Regions from separate parts of the Homo sapiens genome. Here region 2 is linked to region 1. Evidence: chromatin contacts called from ENCODE Hi-C or POLR2A ChIA-PET data. All regions are on one chromosome and are shown on one strand. Each heading gives the region's core, a stretch centred on a gene start or an enhancer-like site at or near the end of the contact. The rest is flanking DNA. Distances are from core to core; before and after follow the strand shown. Region 1 overlaps TCTN1 (tectonic family member 1). Region 2 overlaps PPTC7 (protein phosphatase targeting COQ7).

Region 1 (2,700 bases), core at 191-2,690:
TGAAGAGATGTATTTTAAAGCTTTTTTTTTTTAATGAAAAAATGTCAGACACACACAAAAGTAGAATAGTACCATGGAGTCCCCACGTACCCAGCCTGCAGCTTCAACAGTTACCACATTTGCCAACCGGAGAGACTGCCAAGGCAGGAAAAAGCCCTGGAAAGCCCACGGCCCCTTTTTCCCTTGGGTCAGAGGCCTTAGAGCTGGCTGCCAAAGCAGCCAACCAAAGGGGCAGCTCAGCTCCTTCGTGGCACCAGCAGTGTTCCTGATGCAGTTGAAGAGTTGATGTCTTTGACAACATACGGACACTGCCTGGATTACCTAGATGTCACATCTTAATTGCCAATTGATGAAATTAGGTAAATGAAAAGAAAGCACTTAAATTTCCCCTTAGAGCATTTTAACATGACATGCAATCAGGTTTTGTCTGCTAATAATTATTTCTCCCCCTCCATCCCTCCCACCAGTTTCTTTCCTGAAGTCTGTGAGGCCGCTATAAACAGGTAGATGAAGTTAGAGCAGTTATGGCCCTAAATGGTCCACAGTTGGGTATTGGCACTACCGCAGTTTCAGGTGATGTCGGCATTTTTAGAAATAGGAGGAGATGGAAAAATTACGCTTCAGCTGTTAAAAATATTTTTGGGGCATTGAGTTACTTTAAAACACGTATATTCTCTAAGCTGTTTTTATCTGAACTTGTAGAGTCTATTCATTTTCTTGTTCAGAACATTTTGTAATATGTGAAACCTTTTATAATTAAAACTCTGAACTGCAGATTAAGTCTGACTTGCAGTTTTGTAAGATTCTAATGGATTAACAGCATTTTGTTTTGCAGGATTCCTGCCAGCTCCCAGGGGCTTTGGTTATAGAAGTGAAGTGGACTAAATACGGATCCCTGCTGAATCCACAGGCCAAAATAGTCAATGTAACTGCAAATCTAATTTCATCCTCCTTTCCTGAGGTAGGCCTAACCTAGTTTAAAGGCATAGGTTAAGACAGAAGTCTAGACACAACTCAAGTGTGGTAGGTGACAGGTATTACTTTGTGAAAAAGATTATAATTTAAACCATGGGGGTTCATAAAATATTTCAGCAGTCATTCTTAGAAACACTGACGATGGTTCTACTTACATTAGCATTCTGGTTCAGATTGGATCTTTAAAATTCTCATGAAAATTATGATATTCACGTGTTAATCAGACACCCTGGTAAAATTGTTTCTCTCATCCAAGTTAATGGCCAATTAGTGCTCCAGGACCTATCAGATTCATGAACTGACAGTAGTTGGGTGAGGAAGAGAATGAAAAGTGTCTCATTGTTGTCATTCTGGGAGCACACTGGAGGGTGGGCCTTGCATCTCTCTGTTTATTACAGGCCAACTCAGGAAATGAAAGGACGATTCTTATTTCCACTGCGGTTACTTTTGTGGATGTGTCTGCACCTGCAGAGGCAGGCTTCAGAGCTCCACCAGCCATCAATGCCAGGCTGCCCTTTAACTTCTTCTTCCCGTTTGTTTGACGTAAGTGAGGAAACTACGCCCCTCCTCTGAGGTCATCCCCTTTGGAAAGTGTGCACGTGGGGCTAGAAGTCCCTAGGGGATACTGCATTTTATACTTTTTGAGGGTCTCGCTTTGTTGCCCAGGCTGGAGTGCAGTGGTGTGATCATGGCTCACTGCAGCCTTGACCTCCTGGGCTCAAGCAATCCACCCACCTCAGCCTCCTAATAGCTGGGACTACAGGTGCACACCACAACACCTGGCTAATTTTAATATAGTTTGTAGAGATGGGGTCTTGCTGTGTTGACCAGGCTGGTCTCAAACTCCTGGGCTCAGGTGCTCCTCCTGCCTCGGCCTCTGAAAGTGCTGGGATTACAGGTGTGAGCCACCATGCCTAGCCTTATTATACTTCTAACCTTTGAGGTTGCCTCCAAACCAGCACACTGCCCTTCTCCACTCCCTTCCTGCCTTTTTTCCTTTTGGAAATGTTATTCTATCTGACTTTTGAATGGGGAATATGCTTAACACATAGGTCATAGATGATAGAACCCAAAAAGTCTTTGGGGAGATGGTAAAGAACATGAACAGGACTTGAAGCAGCAGAGGCAAGGGGGATTTGGCCAGTTCATTCATCCCCTGCTTTGAGTTATTTATTTTAAAAATACTCAGTTCAGGTTTTTTCCTTTTTGGGTCCGGTTGAAATGAGTACAAAAAAATAGCAAAATATTAGATAAAATCATGCGAGAAGAGCACACAGCCCTTACAAGGGGATCTTCCCCCAAATACCTTGTTAATTATAGTGGAGTCTTGGGTCTAATTGCCATTTCTGCACCAGGCACTGTAGCTAGCTTGCTCTCCGACTGGCAGGCTGGTATGGGTGCCACAGAGGAAAGAATACAGTAGGAGGGTCCAGGGAAAAGAGAGAGTTTATTTTATACAGTAGTTGTTTTATTTTATACAGTAGTTGTACAGTAATTGAGGAAAAATGTTGTCAGGTGGCAGAAAACAATGGAGCCACCTAGAAGCTGGCTGATGCAGCTGGGGCACACAGAGGAGGGGCCTGGGTACCCCTTTTGGGGAAACTGAGACGAAGCTATTTAGAACAGCTTGAAAATAAGAGACTTTTCTAGAATGGGGTGGCAGCTAAAGTAGCTTCTTTTTCTTTCTTTCAGAATGCTCAGATGCATCAGTTCCTTAATATACAC
Region 2 (2,700 bases), core at 30-2,529, 95 kb before region 1:
CCCTCCAAGCAGTACTACGTATTCTGGTTAGCCTATAGTTTCTCTTTTATTTTTTGGAGATGGAGTTTCACTCTTGTGGCCCAGGCTGGGGTGCAATGGCGCCATCTCGGCACACCGCAACATCCACCTCCCGGGGTTCAAGTGATTCTCCTGCCTCAGCCTCCCAAGTAGCTGGGATTACAGGCATGCGCCACCATGCCTGGCTAATTTTTGTATTTTTAGTAGAGATGGGGTTTCTCTATGTTGGTCAGGCTGGTCTCGAATTCCCGACCTCAGGTGATCTGCCCACCTCAGCCTCCCAAAGTGCTGGGATTACAGGCGTGAGCCACTGCGCCCAGCGGTTAGCCTATAGTTTCTCTATCACACTCTGCTTAGTAGGAAGAGCCTCAGAAAAAAGCTGGTCCGATAAATGATTTTCTTGGTTTTGTTTTTAACTATCTAGGGGGCTTCTTTAGAGGAAAACACATAAGATACCCACTTACCGAGCAAAGGGACTTTATTTTGCAGCAACTCACAGTAGCTTGTGGTGAGAATTCCAATGGGATTACTAGGTACGAACCGTCCTTCTTTTACTAAACGTTCACACGTCCGCATTAAAGTCCCTGAGAATTGAGATGGATCAACTCCATAGTCTCTCCAGCCTCCTACACCATCTGCAACCCCTGAAGAAAAAACAAAAATTACAGTAAAAGAACAATCTTACCAACTTCTCAGGAATTCTTACCTCTGTTTTCTCCTAACAGTTAATTTCACTACATGCTACTACATACATTCACTCCAAAATTCAGAATAAAAAGCACTCACGTTTAATGTATTCTACACTAACACTCCTAAGCCACATTCACTACTTAGAATTTGGCCTTTCATATATTGATGAATAAACTTTTGAGCTACCACAGGGTGGCATTGCCTACCAGCCAAGAGTTCAATTTCAGCAGGATTAGCATCTGTGTATAGACATATTTGTGTCATTAATACTTTGTCTTTTATAAGAATGAAAATTGATTTTTAAGCAAAGTGCTGATGCTAGTGACGATACAATTCAGTCAGAGCTGGAGATCACAAAGAACATCAAAAGCGGCAACCTTTTAACTCCAAACATTGGTCAATCGCTGGGAAATAAAGAACAAAACTGAGAACATATCCCATCCCCTCTCCTTCTACCCTGTAGAGGGCGGTACTGTACAATACAACAGCCATTCCTTACATGGTTACTGAGCACCCGAAATGAGGGAAGCCCAACTTGAGACATGCTCTAAGTATAAAACATACAGTGGGCCGGGCGCGGTGGCTCACGCCTGTAATCCCAGCACTCTGGGAGGCCGAGGCGGGCGGATCACGAGGTCAGGAGATCGAGACTGTCCTGGCTAACTCAGTGAAACCCCGTCTCTACTAAAAATACAAAAAATTAGCCAGGCGTGGTGGCAGGCGCCTGTAGTCCCAGCTACTTGGGAGGCTGAGGGAGGAGATTGGTGTGAACCCGCGAGGCAGAGCTTGCAGTGAGCCAAGATCGTGCCACTTCACTCCAGCCTGGGCAATGGGGCGAGACTCCGTCTCAAAAAAACAAACAAACAAACAAAACCACACACAGTGGATTTTGAAAACTTAGTATGAAAAAAAGTAAAATCTCTTTGGGAGGCTGAGGCAGGTAGATCACCTGAGGTCAGGAGATCGAGACCAGCCTGACCAACATGGTGAAACCCCGTTTCTACTAAAAATACAAAAAATTAGATGGGTGTGGTGGCAGGCAACTGAAATCCCAGCTACTCAGGAGGCTGAGGCTGGAGAATTGCTTGAACCTGGGAAGTGGAGGTTGCGGTGAGCCGAGATCGCGCCATTGCATCCCACCCTGGGCAACAAGAGTGAAACTCCATCGCTCTGTCACCAGGCTGGAGCAGTGGCGTGATCTCGGCTCACCGCAACCTCTCCGCCTCCTGGGTTCAAGGGATTCTCCTGCCTCAGCCTCCCGAGTAGCTGAGACTACAGGTGCGTGCCATCACGCCTGGCTTTTTTGTATTTTTAGTAGAGAAGGGGTTCACCGTGTTAGCCAGGATGGTCTCATCTCCTGACCTCATGATCTGCCAGCCTCGGCCTCCCAAAGTTCTGGGATTACAGGCATGAGCCACTGCGCCCGGCCCCCAAAATCTCTAATTTTTATATTCATTACTTACATACTGAAATTGTATTTTGGGCCAGGCATGGTGGCTCATGCCAATAATCCCAGCACGTTGGGAGGCCAAGGTGGGAGAATCACTTGGGCTCAGGAGTTCAAGACCTGCTTGGACAACACAGTGAGTCCCTGACTCTACTAAAAATAAAAAAATTAGCCAGGCATAGTGGTGTGCACCTGTAGTCCCAGCTACTCAGGAGGCTGAGGCGGGAGGACTGCTTGAGCCCCAGTGGTTGGGGCTACCGTGAGCCATGATTACGCCACTGCACTCCAGCGTGGGTGGATCAGCAAGACCTGGTCTCAAAAAATGAAACAGAAAAAGAATATTTTAGATATAATGCACCAAAGAGAATGCATTATCAAGACTGAGCTCACCTTTCTTTATTTACCTATTTTTTTTGAGACAGAGTCTCGCTCTGTCGCCCAGGCTGCTGGAGTACAGTGGCGTGATCTCAGCTCATGGCAACCTCTGCCTCCCAGGTTCAAGTGATTCTCCTGCTTCAGCCTCCCTAGCTGGGACTACAGGTGCT

What was found. A loop is a pair of places that touch in the nucleus more often than their neighbours do. ChIA-PET counts read pairs that join two places held with the same protein, here RNA polymerase II (POLR2A). Pooled maps may share reads with other maps.
Region 2: a pooled map shows a loop between it and region 1 (2.1-fold over the local background). The contact joins two enhancer-like sites. A Hi-C loop is called at or near these places in 1 of 168 maps with a recorded cell type or tissue (B cell) and 1 of 50 pooled maps. POLR2A ChIA-PET finds 5 or more read pairs at or near these places in 4 of 52 experiments (Caco-2, MCF 10A, activated B cell and 1 more).

Annotation. Positions count from the first base shown.
Region 1 is chr12:110,646,376-110,649,075 of GRCh38, forward strand. TCTN1 (tectonic family member 1) reads left to right here. Exons shown (of 15, transcript NM_001082538.3): 13 at 821-961; 14 at 1,374-1,518; 15 at 2,668-2,700. The coding sequence ends at 1,517. It overlaps HVCN1 (hydrogen voltage gated channel 1), which reads right to left. Exons shown (of 8, transcript NM_032369.4): 8 at 2,311-2,700. Among named protein-coding and RNA genes, the nearest start is that of TCTN1, 34 kb to the left of the region's middle. RefSeq lists an enhancer at 1,629-1,688. Within about 2 kb of position 1,441, at least 4 of the 41 ENCODE cell types and tissues checked have a DNase peak (open chromatin) inside an H3K27ac peak, as active enhancers do.
Region 2 is chr12:110,551,307-110,554,006 of GRCh38, forward strand. PPTC7 (protein phosphatase targeting COQ7) reads right to left here. Exons shown (of 6, transcript NM_139283.2): 2 at 483-662. Among named protein-coding and RNA genes, the nearest start is that of PPTC7, 31 kb to the right of the region's middle. Within about 2 kb of position 1,280, at least 2 of the 41 ENCODE cell types and tissues checked have a DNase peak (open chromatin) inside an H3K27ac peak, as active enhancers do.